Linked DNA regions of Homo sapiens: regions 2, 3 and 4 are each linked to region 1. The links are chromatin contacts, found by Hi-C or POLR2A ChIA-PET in ENCODE. All regions are on one chromosome and are shown on one strand. The core of a region is the stretch at or near the end of the contact, and the rest is flanking DNA. Distances in the headings are between cores, read along the strand shown.

Region 1 (3,674 bases), core at 563-3,062:
AGTATCTACTGTTGAGCACTGTGCTAAGTGCCAGGGATGCAACAGCACTTATAAAGCTAAAGACCACACTTAAACTTAGCTCTGCCAAATGTGAAACTCATTCATATTCACTAAGTGACAATTAAGAATGCCAGGCACTGTTCTAAGTGCTGGAGACACAGCAGTGAACAAAGGACAATTCACCGAGGCATACAATAAATATAACAACGTCAAATGTTAAGTGCTGGGAATAAAAAAGTAAGATAGGAGGGGGGAATAGAAGTATTGATGGAGTTACTGTAATTTTAAATAGGTGGCTAGGGAAAGCTTCATTGAGTGATATTATAGAGACCAGAGGGAAATGGAGGATTCACATGAAAGCAGATATGTGAGGCAAGAATCCCAGGCAGAGTGAAGAGTACCTGCAAAGGCCCTGAAACAGAAAAGCAAGGAGACCTAGTGTGACTGGAGTTGCGTGAAGGAAAGAGTACGTCAGAGAGGTATGCAGGTCTATGACACAGGGCCTTACAATCCTTTTAAAGGACTTTCACTTTTATTAATCCAGGAGAGAGCTGGTGATGGCCTGGAGCAGGGTAGTAGCAATGGATGTGGTGAGGAGTGGAGTGCAATGGCGCCATCTCCGCTCACTGCAACCTCCACCTCCCGGGTTCAAGAGATTCTCATGCCTCACCCTCTCGAGTAGCTGGGATTACAGGCGTGCACCACCATGCCAGGTAATTTTTTTGTATTTTTAGTAGAGACAGCGTTTCGCCATGTTGGCCAGGTTGGTCTCGAACTCCTGGCCTCAAATGATCCGCCCGCCTCTGCATCTCAAAGTGCTGGGATTACAGGGGTGAGCCACCGCTCCTGGCTGATTTTGGCTACATTTTAAAGCCAACAGGATTTGCTCGCATACTGGCCTGGGGGAGGAGAGAGAGTTAGGGAGTCAAGAATAGCTCCAAGGTTTTTGGGCTCAATAACTGTAAGGGAAGAATGGAATTATTTACTGAAATGAGAAAAACTGGAGGATCTTGTTGGGGGTTAAAGCTCAGGTTTTGGACATATTAGCTAAGTTTGAATTACTAGACATTGAAAAGAATTTGTCAAGAAGACATTCGGATATATGAGTCTAGAATTCAGAGGAGAGGTCTGCGCTGAGTATATACATTTGTAAGTCCTCAGTATATGGTATTTAAAAGCCATGAGATTGGATGAAAAACTGTCACCAAGGAAGCGAGTGTGCCTAGAAAAGAGGTCCAAGGGCTGAGTACTGGGCCACGACAATACTTAAAGCTTGGGGAGATTAGGAGGAACCAGCAAAGCAAATCGAGAAGTAATAAATGAAGAGGTGAACTACGTAATGACCTAGAAGCCAAGGGAGGAAACTATTTCAAGACTGATCAATGTGTCAAATGCCGCTAACAAAGCAAGACAAGGCACATTAAAGAATTTGGATTTTTCACGAAACCGAGACACATGCGGGCTTTGTTGTTGTTGTTTTTATGGAGGGAAGTGAGTCCATCGGCCTTATTTGAGCGTTGTGCGGAACAGAGGAAAGCGGGGCGACAAGAGCCCAAAGCACAAGAGACAGGCGTTCTTCTTACCGTGCGACGAAGTGTAGGCCCAGCTGTAAAAGAGAAAGAGACTTGTGAGGAGCAAAGGAACACCTACCCGCTCGCCTCCCGCTTCCCCTCCAGTCCTCTTACAGGAGGTAGCGGGCTTGGCCCGGGCAGCTGTCGTGCAGTCCCCGCGCTGCAGCCTCAAGGTAGTGCTTCTGTCTCATCGCCGCCGCCGCTGCCGCTGGCTCGCCGCGGGAACCAGGTGAGAAAATAGGGCGCCGGAAGTCGGCTTCCCAGCGTCCCCGTCGTTGGTGTCCGGACTCAAGCTGCTTCCGGAAACAGGCACCGTAGGCAGACAGGTTCCGGTTTCCTTCGCGTCCAGTCTGGCTTGGAGGCGTGCCCAGCCGGGAGGCGGCCCCACCCGCCCGCCGCGTCCCCGCCCCCTCAGTTCCACCCCTTGGCCTGCCGGGTCCTCTCAGGCACCCAGCGGAGTTTCGAGTCAGACTTGAGCTCGGGCGTAGCGGCTAGACCGGGCTGTGGCGATAGAGTCCAAAGGTGAGGCTCCCACCCGCCTCTCCATCTTCCTCCCGCCTCGCCTCCTCTCTGACAGCCCTTTTGTGATTGCCCTGCCGCAGCTTCGCCCTCCACATTCGCCGGGCGCGGTACTGACTGGTGCGCCGGCGGGCGGAAGCGCTGCCAGCAACGAGGCGGCCGGGAGGAGCGTCCCCAGTCCAGCCTGCCCTCCGCCTGCGTAAACGCTAGCGTTTCTCTTTTTGTAATTAAAGTGAAATTCACATAACGTAATATTGACCATTTTAAGGTGAACAATTCAGTGGCGTTTAGTAAATTTACAATGTTGTGCAAGCACCATTCTGCTATTTCCAAAATATTTCGCCGAAGGACAGCCAACTCCATGAAGCACTTACGGCCAATCCTCCTCTCCCTCCCAGGCCTTGGCAACCACCAGTCCGCTTTCTGTCTCTATGGATTTACCTATTCTGGGCATTTCATGTAAATGGAATCATACACACGACCTTTTGTGTCTGGCTTCCTTCACCTAGCATAATGTATCAGGTTCATCCACCTTGCAGCACGTATCAGTACTTCATTCGTTGTTATGGCTGAATAATATTCCATTGTATGGCGGTATCACAATGGTTTATCCATTCATCAGTTGAACGTTTGAATTGTTTCTACTTTTTGGCTGTTATGAATGAATGCCGCTGTGAACATGTGTGTACATGCATTTGTTTGAGTGCCTTTTTTCTGTTCTTCGGGGTATAATACCTAAGAGTAGATCTGCTGGGTTATGTAGTAATTCTGTGCTTAATGAGGGTTCCAGTTTCTCCGTATCCTCACCAACATTTGCTTTTCTTTTTCTTTTTTTTTTAAATCTAGCCTTCCTAGTGAGTATGATGTAGCATCTCATTGTGGTTTTGATTAACATTTCCCTGACTACTGATGCTTTTGAGCAGCTTTTCATGTGCTTGTTGGCAATTTATGTATCTTTGGCTGTTTAAGTTCTTTGCTCATTTTTTATTGGAGTTGTCTTTTTGTTGATAAGTTGTAAGGTTCTTTTAATGTGTATGTTCTGGATAGTGGACCCTTATTTAGCCTGCTTTATTTATTTATCTGAGATGGGATCTCACTCTGTTGCTCAGGCTGGAGTGCAGTCGTGTGATCACAGTTCACTGCATTCTTGAATTCCTGGGCTGGGTTAAAGGGTTCTCTTGCCTCAGCCTCCCTAGTAGCTGGGAACCAGGCACACTACCATGCGTAGGTATTGTTGTTGTTGTTGTTGTTGTTGTTATTATTATTATTATTTTGGTAGAGATGGGCGTCTCACTATATTGCCCAGGCTGGTCTTGAACTCCTGGGCTCAAGTGATCCTCCCACCTCAGCCTCCCATAGTGTTAGGATCACAGGTATGAGACACTATGCCCAGCCCATTTTTAATTTTAAAAGGGAGCTAAATTGGCTAGGCGCAGTGGCTCACGCCTGTAATTCCAGCACTTGGGGAGGGCAAAGCGGGTGGATTGCCTGATCTCAGGAGTCGGCGACCAGCCTGGGCAACACGGTGAAACCCTGTCTCTACTAAAATACAAAAATTTAGCCAGGTGTGGCGGCATGCGCCTG
Region 2 (3,674 bases), core at 636-3,135, 510 kb after region 1:
AGGGAGGGATGACCATCATGAATTCAGTCTTGGACCTGTTGCAGCCCTTGAGGCACCAACAAGAAGAGTCCCAGAGTCTGATGTGGTCATTCCCCTTCCTCTCGTCCATACCCTGAAGTGTTTCTAGAGTCTGGGAAGGTTAATGAGCCTGTGCCACAGTGAGTGATTTAGTGTTCTTGGTGGCAGAGTAAGACATAATGAAAATATATATCACTTTCAGTGAAATAGAAAAAATTTTTAAACTTGAACTTAAAATATCCCTACCAGCAAAAACTTTCTGCCCTTCCCTGTGCCTCTTTTCACCCAGGCCAACTACACAGACCCCCAGAGCAAACTGCGGTTCAGCACCATTGAAGAGTTTTCCTACATTCGGAGGCTGCCCTCTGACGTCGTCACCGGCTACCTGGCCCTGAGGAAGGCCACGAGCATCGTTCCCTGAGCCCCAGAAAGGGAGATGAAGTGGAAAGCTGTTTCAAAAACAGACTCTGGACTCATGATTTTGTTTCACGGAAACAAACTCGTTCTGCTGTCAATCTGAAAATGCCAGTGCTGTGCCTTGGAAAGAATGTTTGGCTTTAATTTAAGGGTTTTTTTTTTTTTTAGTGTGTGTTTTCCCTCCAAGTGTGATATTTCCTGCTGAATTAAATTATACTTCAGTTGTTGCCTCAAGTAAAGGTGTTTGACAAGAAGATACAATAAAACCATACTTTTCATTTATCCCAAGTCCCTGAATTTTTGTTTTAAAGTGGTGAACCCCGTATAACACATTTAAAGACTCTGCAGTGAATCCACAACAGGTCTGGATTACTTCTAATCCTGGTGACCCCCCTTTTAGAGCATGTTAGTCTTTGTCTCTGATCAGAATGCTTAGAAGAATTCCAAAATTGGGTCCAGAGAAGAAAGAGGCAAGTAGTTTGTTCTGTCCCACTGGGCTGGTTCTCACATGTGCCTCTGCCTCAGATCGGCCTCCCCTCATCTTTGGAGGTGTGGAGTACCAGCATTGACACTCTGTCCCAAAAGGGCTTTTGTCTTGGTACAGGATGCCACCCCTCTGGCTGCAGCCTGCTCCAGAAAGGGAGTGTTTGCATCTCCATCCTCCAAGAAGAGGAAGCATTTTCTTGGCCGGGGAAAGGAGAGTGTCGAGATAAGTCCTGGGCCTCTCTGGGCCCTATACCCGCATTTCCCCAGGGAGGACAGTGGAAACAGGCCCTGGGGCTTCTGGACCACAGCTGCCTCTGCTTTGGGGAATTAGGCACCAGGTGTCCTTTCTCTCTGGGGAAAGCCCTTCTTCAGGCTTAGAGAAAATAAAACAAAGCAAGTCAGCTGGGAGAGCAGCCTGTGCAAGTGGCAGCTGCCTGGAACCAGGCTCCTTTTCCTCCAGGTTGGCAGCCCCAGCATCCTTCAGCACCTTCCCAATAACAAACCGAGAGCGGGAGAGGTGCTGTGGGGCCTCCCCCTGCCTCCATGACAAGGGACCTGAAAGGATGGCCAGAAGAGGTGGGGGCCTTTCCTAAGCCCACAATCACCGAGCAAGCATCAGAGTCACCTGGGAGCCTCCTGTGACACAGATTAGGGAGCCTGTCTCCCTGAAGTACCTGATCAGTAGATGGTCTGGGGTGGGGCCCAAGAATTTGCATGTTTGCTTTGATGATGCTTTGAGACCCACTTTGATGAAGCTTTGAGACCCATTTTGCTGATGAAATCAATGGTCTCTGAAAGACCAGAGGCTGCTGTTTGGTTTCCGCTTGTACTTCCTGCCAGATGTCAGCCTAGGAAAAACGCCAGCTTCCGTTTTGGTAGAAGCAAGGAGGGAATGAGCCAAGGGTCCTTCCTGCTTCGCTTCCACCTTCTATTGTACAGAGAAAACTTGGGGCAGGTCCACTTCTTTTCCATGAAGGTCCCCAATTGGGCAGTGCCCTGAAATCACTTCTAATGCTGATGCTAGGCAACACCTCAGACCTACTGCTCAGACCCTCCAGGGGCAGGGCCCAGGATTGAAGAGGGAAGCCCTGCTCCACACGTGTTCATCAGGAAGGACCCACAGACTGCTGCTCCTGGAGGCCTCTCGGTTTATGGATGTGTGTTTGTTCCATAAACCCTCAGAGGGTCACCTGGAGACCCGCTAAAATGCAGGTTCTTGGGCCACATCCTAGACCTTCTGACCGACCCAGGGAGTGGGGCCCAGGAAGCTGCATTTGACAGATATCCCCGTGTGATCATCATGCACACAGGAGTGAGAGAACCAGTGTTCTCCCCGGGCAGAAGGGAAGCTCGTGTGCAGGACACCTCACACCTCCTTTCCCATTCCCCTGCCAGGCTCTCCCTGCTGACATTGTTTTTGCGGGAGAGCTGTGAATTCTGAAGATTAGGTTGCTTCTCACCCCAAGCTCCAGAAGTCCAGGCTGAGCCAAACCAAGCTTCAAGTTGTGAGTATTTTGAATAATGAGCCCTTGCTCATTAACTGATCCTGTACTGAAATAGCCCTTGCTGTCCATGCTGTACCCCGGTGGTTCTCAGGCCGGGCTGCACGTTAGAATCACCTGTGTGGGTGGGGGGTGTCCAGGAGGGGGATGGTGAGGGAGGTTTAAAAATACCCAGAGATTCTGATTCCACTGGCCTGTGCAGGGGCCCGGACATAGTATTTTGAACTCCCAAGATGCTTCTAATGTGCAGCCAGCGTTGAGAACATTTGCTGTAACTATGAAGAGAATATTTCATGTAAGGTACATTTTCTTATTCTCAGATCAGCTGGCTCTTTCCATCCCAGGCCATGAGCAAATTGCAAGGGGTTTCTTTGGGATGTGTGTGCATGTATGTGTGAATTTAGAGTTCCTTTTTACATGGCATCCCACACTGGAGTCAACTATGAATGCCATTGCAGATTCCTCCCTCTTCATTCCTACATCACCCTCTTCCTCTTCTACTTGGCTCCAATCCTGCTTCAGGATCACCTCATACCCTGCCTGACACTTTCAGTGTCCTCCTGACAACTTTGAATGACTTTGTTCATCACGGCATATCTACTGGTCATTTGCCTCTGATAAGAGGTCAGTTCTGGTATTGGTCTGCAGGATCCAAAAGAAAAACTCAGACACTTTAAGAGAAAAACAATTAGCTGGACTTGAGAAATCCTCTTAAGACCAAACTCAGGTCCAGTCTGCTCTGACTGGAGTTTGACTCTTTCTTAATCTGGTATTAGGCATGGTTTAAAACGACCTGTAACGTTGAAAATATGCTCTTCAGAGCCAGAAGGCAGTCCCTGTAGGTGAGGGGGACCCATTTTCCCCCATCTCCCAAGTTAAAGCATGGATCTGTCCAAATTTTAAATGTGTTTCATGATTGATTTGGCACCTGGTGGAGGGCTAAACATGTTTGCAGTAAGAAATCTCTTAATTTCTGAATCCATAGTCATTGGAAAAAGATACCAGATATTTGTTACTCTTTCCAGTGACTGTAAATTGGGAGAGTTTAACTTAGTAAAAATAAAGGGTAACGAAAGAAATCAATGGACTATGGAACTTGACCCCATTATCAAATAGGACAGATATCCTGGGGAGAGATTACAAATTATGCCCTCTTACAAATGCATGAAACAATAGTGTCATTTAAAATAATATTCTATCTGATGGGAATGTGTGGGCCTTATTTGGATCCTCATTCAAACAACAACAAAA
Region 3 (3,674 bases), core at 475-2,974, 450 kb after region 1:
ACCTGCCTTTAGTGGGCTGTGGTTTTAATATCAGTTCAGTTTTCCAAGTTTTTACAGTGATATTCAGACATGTCCTCAACTGTCTACCTCCCAGTGACCGATCTGGGAACCAGGTGGTTGCCTAGTTCACAGTTCAGTTCTTGAAACTTTTGGTATGCTGTCTAGAGTCAGACCAATGCATTTATATTCCTGGAATAAGCCAACATGCTCATACATAACTTTAGGGGTTTGCTTTCTCGAATTTTCTCTTTACCATGATCTCTGTGACATGTTCTGGCCTCCAGGGATTGCTTCTCCTGGTATTCCGTCTAGAAACTGAAAATTTAGCTTCCCAACTCTGTAGCATACTTCTGACTGCATCTTTCCTCCAAAGCCAAGCAGTGGGAGAATAGACACAGACAAAAAACAATTCAAATTTTCTCTATGCTCTTCGGACTATAGTCCCTCTGGTCAGAGAGAAGGGTTCTACTCCCTCAGAATTTTAGGTGCCTCTTCAGTTGCTGCTGCTGTTACTATCACTGTCACCACCATGGGGTTTCCTGGAGGGTTGGGTGGGAGATAAAATAAATGACTAAAAATAAAGGGGAATGTCTCCCACTCTCTCTGAGTCTTATGGGCTCCCTTTCCCATCCTCAGGTCAGAAGGAGACAGCTTCTCTTGGAGCTTGCTTCGGTTTGGGTGTTTGTCACCTCCAAATCTCATGTTGAAATCTGATCCCCAATGCTGGAGGTGGGCCTAATGGGAGGTGATTGAGTCATGGGAGTGGTTCCCTCATGAATATATTAATGCCTTCCCTTGGGCATTTATTAGTTCCTGCATGAGCTGGTTGTTAAAAAGAACATGACATCTTCCCACCCCACTTCCCTGATCTCTTACCATGTACTCTCTGCACATGGTAGCTCCCCTTCACCTTCTTCTTTTTTTTTTTTTTTGAGGCAGAGTCTCACTCTGTCTCCCAGGCTGGAGTGCAGTGGCGCAATCTCTGCTCACTGCAACCTCCGCCTCCCAGGTTCGTGGGGCTTGAAGCCAAGTGTTTGGTTTTTGTTCTTCCTGAAGCTTGCACAGCTTTAGACCTCGTCTGCTAACAGCACTTGTCTGTTAGGAGATGATTCTGCCTCCTTTCTTTTCCTCCTACTCAGTGCAGAGCTTGCAGGGTCCCCAGCAGCCAGGCAGTTATTTGGGTGTTAAGTAGCCTTATGCTATTTTTAGCTCTTAGAGGATTGCAAGTGCTTTATACACAACTCTTTACTTCTTGTTTGCTTTATCTTTTCATTTTTGTTGTTGCTGTTTTTTGTTTTTGTTTTTGTTTTGAGACAGAGTCTCGTTCTGTTGCCCAGGCTGGAGTGCAGTGGTGTTATCTCAACTCACTGCAAGCTCCTCCTCCCAGGTTCAAGCAGTTCTTGTGCTCCTGGAGAGCTGTGATTACAGGCGCATACCACCATGCCTGGCTAATTTTTTATTTTTTTATTTTTTGTATTTTTAGTAGAGACGGGGTTTTGCCATGCTAGCCAGGCTGGTCCTGAACTCCTGGCCTCAAGTGATATGCCCGCCTCAGCCTCCCAAAGTGCTAGGATTACTGGCATGAGCCACTGCACCCAGCCTGTTTGCTTTATCTTTTCTAAAGCTCAAAACAAATAGGAAAGAGCTTCACTTGCTCCCTCCAGGCAGCTACTGAATGAGAGTCTCCGCAGAGCCAGCACTTAGTTGACACCAGCCCAGCTCCAGGCTGCACGTGACTTGGAGGAGGATCCGAGACATGCCTCTTCTTCCTCCATCATGGGAGGCAGCGTTAGCCACAATGTCTCACCTTCAGCCCACGACCTTCCAACAGATACATGCCAAGTTTCCTGTCCTGCTTCCTGTCATTGCTGCCTAGGAAACAACTCTCCAAAGAAGGAACCACCACTAGTTTGACTTGCTCTTCTCCAAGCTCCTCTTACACATCTCAGAAGGGGTCACTGAGCTAGTGGCTGTTTTCTTACACTCTTCATATGTACAGCACTGCTGATCTGGTCTCTGTTACTCTTTACATTTGAAAATGTCTTAACATTCTATTATGCACTCCGTTAAGACTTTTTATTTTTTGAGACAGAGTTTTGCTCTGTCACCCAGCCTGGAGTGCAGGGACATGCTCATAGCTCACTGCAGCCTCCAACTCCTGGGCTCAATAGGTCCTCCCACCTCAGCCTCCCAAGTAGCTGGTACTACAGGTGTGCACCACCATGCTCAGCTAATTTTTTATTTTATTATTACTTTCTATAGAGATGGGGTCTTGCTATGTTGCCCACGCTGGTCTCGAACTCCTGGTCTAAAGTGATCCTCCTGTCTTGGCTCCCCAAAGCACTGGGATTACAGGTGTAAGATGTATAGATGATACAAATAGATGACTATTTAATAGTCATCTGCATGCCATATTTTTTGAGGTGGAGTTTCAAAGCCTTGGAAGCAGTCCTACATTCATGAGTCCTTTGGAACCAGCTCAGGTCAAATGGCTCCTTCTGTGTGTACCCAGCCTTCCTTTCTGGGCCCAAGCAGGGACCTGACTTTGGGTCACACCTGGCTCTCCCATATGGAATAAATGCAAGCTCTCTCCCTTACACTGCTCCATTCCAGTTCTTGGCCTGCCTAACTCATATATCAGCTGCAAACAGGCCAAGGAGAAGAGGAGAGGACCTGGAAGCAGTTAACATGTGGTTTATTTGCGGGTCAACTCTAGCTTATTGCTCTTATGACAGCATGTAATTGTAACGAGACCTGGTGCTGTTGCTCCCAATTACTGCTTACATCCTGAATCTTGGTGTGTCTGGACTGTGTTTTCGGGTTGGGTTATCAGCGCTGCAGTTAGCCTGATTATTTGGTAATCTTGGTATATGCCTCTTGAGCCCAAGCTCTGGCTTTGTATCTCGATGCTTCCTCAGAGGGTTTTCCTTATAATAACTGTAATAATGGCAGTTACTCTTTACCAAGTATGTGCTGACTGAGAACTATTTTAGACCATTTTACATGCATTAGCCTATGTGTTTCTCCCAGTAACTCTGAAAGATAAACTGCCGAGGGTCAGAGAGGTTAAGGAACTAGCCCAAGCTCACATAGCACAGCTAGTTCAACGACAGACTTGAAAATAATACTCAAATCTGCTTGACTCCAAAGTGTGTGCTGCTTCATTTCCTCTGCACCAGACTTGCGACCTTCTGCTCAGAAGGGCCTGGAGAGTATGCTGAGTTCTGGGTATTTCCATGGCTGGAGATTTCACAAGCTCATGCCTGACCCATGTGGCCTGGAGAATTTCCTTGGGTTGGGTTTCTGGTTTGCTCCTGCCTTCCCTGTGAGGCAGCAGCAGTTCCGCCCGAGCCGCTTCCCTCTTCAGTATTCACTGTTCAGCTCCTGTCAATCCCACTGCATAAGTACAAATTCAACTTGTCCACCCCTCACTGAGAAAGCCAGGTACACCCCCATGGAGAAAATTGCATGGATGTATTTGGAATTAACTCAATTGATGATGTATAAAAATACTTAAAGACATTTGGGAAACTGGGGCTGGAGTTTTGTTCAAACTGGCAGTAGCAGGTCGGATAGGACAAGATGTAGAGTGCAGATTTTCTATTAAAAATATAGGGGAGAAGTGACTTCGTTGAAGCCTTGGTAGCAGCAGGTTGCCATGGTAACACAGGCAC
Region 4 (3,674 bases), core at 453-2,952, 280 kb after region 1:
TGTGTGAATATCCACACTTTCAAAGTGTCTGTAGGGGTGAGAGTTTAGATTGTGGGGACATGCAGATGGTGCTTCATTCCTGACTAGCCATGAGACCTTGGGCAGGTTATTTACTCTAAGACTGTGATTCCAAAAACCACAATCTGAAGAACAGCATCTTGCAAGGTGCCCCAATAAAAAAGGTGTTTTATGATCAGATATGTTTGGGAAATACTAGTTAAATAAATTTAAATAGGTTTCTTTGTTGAAGGACTTCTCAAAGCCTTTTAATATATCATGACTATTGGTAGGACCGGGGAATGGTGGTACAGATGGATGTAAGATGTAAAATAGTATTGCCCAAACATATTTGACCTCAAAATCTACCTCCTTCTCCCCAGCACTTCGCCTTTCTAATTGAGCACCTTGGGGACATCAGATATCAATATTATTTACAACACAGAATTAAAAACACTGCTATAAGAACCCTTTCTCATTGGTAAAGCAGGGATAAATCTCTCTCTCTCTCAGGTTTGTTAAGTGCTCTAAATGAGATAATACATACAGAGGCTCTAGCAGGGACAGATACATAGCAGGCACACAGTAACCGTTGGTTTTCTTTCCTTTATCCACAGACCCAGCAACTCTTCAACCCCCCTTTGGAAGTAGCAACTTAGCTGTACCTGACTGCCACTTTAAAACTACTATTTTTGACATTAGGAATTGAAAATAATTGTGAATGCACCCATTCTTGGAAAACCAGGCAAGAGGTTAGAGCTTAAGTTTCTTTGTTTCTACTATTAGTCTCCTCCAGAATCAGTATCTCCATTAGGGTGGACAATGTAAGAGCTTTGTTAAACCATTTTTATAATCTAGCATTAGTGAATCTGGATTCACTTTTCTACTCTCTGCTGCAAGGGAAATACTGGTTAGATTTGAGAAAGAATACGGACATTAGGGGTTAACAGCACAGGCTCTCAAACCAGATGGTTGTGAGTTTAGCCGTGTTTTTTAAACCATTTATTTGTGTCTCAGTTTACTTATCTGTGAAGTGGAAATAACAGCACAATCCTATAGTGTTGTGCTTTAATATTCATCAAGCATTCAGATTTGTGCTTGACATAAAGTACATGCTCAGTAAATGTTAGGATTATTAGATCTGCCTGGAAAAGCAATTGGTCAGCCCCTAAAACTGACTAAACCAGTAAAGGTCTAGATTGTTTACTTTTTGTTGTTTAGAATACTCAGCTCCTGAGTTAACAACTATCAGATACCACAATGAAACACATTTGTTCAGGTCCTACAGGAACTACGAACGTCAGCGTTAGCTGAAGCCAGATGCCCTAAATTATATCTATTACCCTAGTCATATTTACATTTTCTGATTTCCCTTTCTGCTGAAAAATCCTATGATTTCAGGTTTCCCTGGACCCTTGAAGCATGAGAAGAGATCTATGAAAGGCTAAATTACTGTTGCTAGCAAAGGAAGGCTCACATGGGTGAAGCTGTGATCAGAAGCATAAGATCCCTGGGCTGCACTATGGTGGGTACTCTTAAGAATGACCTCCAATCTAGAAATGACACTTTTAACCTGTAGGATGTGGCCTGGTATTAAGGGCGTACAAGGCTTAAGGCCAGCTGTTAAGTTAATAAGGCGATAACAAGCAGGCCACAGAGGGTAAACGCTGCGACTTGCCCAGAAGCCAGCTGGCAAGAGGCAGGTAAGACGCAAGCTTGCCTTGGCAGTCATCTACCATGGAGCAGACAAGTGTTTCTTTGTCACACGCCCGAACTCTGGCCCAGCTAACAATGCCTAGGCATTGTCCAAAATTGGGTCAGCTCAAAAAAAACAAAACAAAAACAAAAAACTCCTCATTTTTGGTTCTAAAGACAAGCTGCAGAGTGACTGCTAGAAATCTTTCCCTGGCGCACCACTCACCCTGGGCCTTCTTTGACCAGTACGAGGTCACAGCAAAGGAAAACACATTCCCATTAATGAGGCATCAGTGAGAATGAAAGGCTCAAGAAACTCAATGTAGCCCTCACTTGTTTGAAAACAAATTCCTTAAATCACAACAAGGTTCAGAGGTAGGGAGCTCAAGTCAATCCTGAAGTAGCCTTAGTAACTGTTAGGATAAATGCGTAAGTCTGTGCCTGCCCTGGCACTGAAGAAAACACCAGGCCAGATGGCTTCACCAACTCTCCACCATCTGGCTTCCTTCAGTGATCTACTTGCTTTCCCTTATCTTACATTTCTATTTTACATCCTTTTCTCTTTCCCCAATTCCCCCTCACCAACACCTTCTTCACTCTCAGCCCATAATCTTGTGTTCAACTGAGGAAACAAGCCACCAGAAGAGAAGGTCCTCACACTTCCACCACAAACTGCCAGTTTCCACCTCCAAACCTACAGCTGCCCTGCACTTGTTCCCATTCCTCTACCTTCCTCCCCATGATAAGAGATGACCTCTCTTCTTCCCACCCCCACCCAACACCCTCTACTTGTGTACAGATTTCACCTCCTATCCACCCAAATACATGACACCCATAACAACAGATCCCTTCTTTCTTTTTATTCTGGTGCAGAAACACATAACATAAAATTTACCATCTAAACTGTTTTCAAGTGTACAGTTTAGTAGTGTTAAGTATATTCAGGCTGTTGTGAAACAAATCTCCAGAACTTTTTCATCTTGCAAATGTGAAACTCTATGCCCATGAAGTAACTCTTCTTTAGGCCCTTCCCTCAGCCCTGGTAACCACCATTCTACTTTCTGTTTCTATGAGTTTGACTATTCTAGCTGCCTTATATAAGGAGAATCATACAGCATTTCTCTTTTGGTGACTGTCGTATTATGCTTAACATAAGGTCCTCAAGGTTCATCCATGTTGTAGCATGTATCAGAATTTCCTTCCTTTTTAAGACTGAAAAATATTCCATTGTACGTTGTATCACGATTTATAGCAGTCACTCTGTAGCTTGTCTTTAGAACCAAGAAGGAGGAGTTTTTTACTTTGAACTGACCCAATTTTGGACAATGCCTAAGCATTGCTAGCTGGGCCAGAATGAACGGACACGTGGAGTGCTTCTACTTCTTGGCTATTGTGAATAGTGCTGTTATAAACATGTAAGTAAAAGTAACTCTTCAGACCCTGCGTTCATTTCCTTTGGATACATACCCTGAGGTGGAATTGCTGGATAATATCGTAGTTCTCTTTTTTGAGCATTTTTTGAGAAACCTCCATACTATTTTTAAATAGCAGTTGTACCATTTTACATTCACACCAACAATGCACAAGGGTTCCAATTTTTCAGTATCCTTGCCAACATGTGTCATTCTCTGTTTTTTTGATAGTGGCCATTCTAATGGGTGTTAAGTTGGCTCTTTCTTTTGCATCTTTAAATTTTCTCTTTTGGGTTGCTCATATCAGCACAGTTTTATCTTAATAAAGAAATAAAAACCCCTTTAAGCCCATATTCTCCTCCAGCTACCACCTATTTATCTTCTCTCTTTTACAAGAAAATTCCTTGCAAGACTTGTACACATTCATCTATGTTGCTTCTTCCATTCTCTCTTCAAAACAGAGTTTTTAACAACATCCATGGGGAACTCTCTCAACACTGTGAGATAGGCTACTGATAACATGTCCCTAGCCAAATGCAATAACCAATTCTAAGTACTCATCTTCCTCAA

What was found. A loop is a pair of places that touch in the nucleus more often than their neighbours do. ChIA-PET counts read pairs that join two places held with the same protein, here RNA polymerase II (POLR2A). Pooled maps may share reads with other maps.
Region 2: a loop to region 1 is called in a pooled map, with 2.8 times the contacts of the local background. The contact joins the promoter of ZNF24TR here to the promoter of RMP24 in region 1. A Hi-C loop is called at or near these places in 1 of 168 maps with a recorded cell type or tissue (endothelial cell of umbilical vein) and 7 of 50 pooled maps. POLR2A ChIA-PET finds 5 or more read pairs at or near these places in 1 of 52 experiments (activated naive CD4-positive, alpha-beta T cell).
Region 3: a loop to region 1 is called in a pooled map, with 3 times the contacts of the local background. The contact joins the enhancer-like site here to the promoter of RMP24 in region 1. A Hi-C loop is called at or near these places in 4 of 50 pooled maps. POLR2A ChIA-PET finds 5 or more read pairs at or near these places in 2 of 52 experiments (OCI-LY7 and activated naive CD4-positive, alpha-beta T cell).
Region 4: a loop to region 1 is called in a map of dorsolateral prefrontal cortex, with 3 times the contacts of the local background. The contact joins the enhancer-like site here to the promoter of RMP24 in region 1. A Hi-C loop is called at or near these places in 1 of 168 maps with a recorded cell type or tissue (dorsolateral prefrontal cortex) and 1 of 50 pooled maps. POLR2A ChIA-PET finds 5 or more read pairs at or near these places in 2 of 52 experiments (PC-9 and WTC11).

Annotation. Positions count from the first base shown.
Region 1 is chr18:35,970,817-35,974,490 of GRCh38, reverse strand. It overlaps RMP24 (ribonuclease MRP subunit p24), which reads right to left and starts at 1,812. Exons shown (of 5, transcript NM_031446.5): 1 at 1,686-1,812; 2 at 1,584-1,606. The coding sequence starts at 1,762. It overlaps LOC105372066 (a long non-coding RNA gene), which reads left to right and starts at 2,040. Exons shown (of 4, transcript NR_188032.1): 1 at 2,040-2,093. RefSeq lists an enhancer at 1,130-2,022 and silencers at 1,942-2,091, 2,031-2,325.
Region 2 is chr18:35,465,376-35,469,049 of GRCh38, reverse strand. It overlaps ZNF24TR (ZNF24 transcription regulator), which reads left to right and starts at 1,885. Exons shown (of 3, transcript NR_186612.1): 1 at 1,885-2,723. It overlaps INO80C (INO80 complex subunit C), which reads left to right. Exons shown (of 5, transcript NM_194281.4): 5 at 308-717. The coding sequence ends at 439.
Region 3 is chr18:35,524,036-35,527,709 of GRCh38, reverse strand. No RefSeq gene overlaps it. Among named protein-coding and RNA genes, the nearest start is that of INO80C, 28 kb to the right of the region's middle. Within about 2 kb of position 1,724, at least 10 of the 41 ENCODE cell types and tissues checked have a DNase peak (open chromatin) inside an H3K27ac peak, as active enhancers do.
Region 4 is chr18:35,694,064-35,697,737 of GRCh38, reverse strand. All of the region lies in intron 9 of GALNT1 (polypeptide N-acetylgalactosaminyltransferase 1), which reads right to left. It overlaps LOC105372064 (a long non-coding RNA gene), which reads left to right. Exons shown (of 5, transcript XR_935377.3): 3 at 615-749; 4 at 1,399-1,522. Among named protein-coding and RNA genes, the nearest start is that of MIR3975, 100 kb to the right of the region's middle. Within about 2 kb of position 1,702, at least 8 of the 41 ENCODE cell types and tissues checked have a DNase peak (open chromatin) inside an H3K27ac peak, as active enhancers do; they include dorsolateral prefrontal cortex, where a contact is called at or near this core.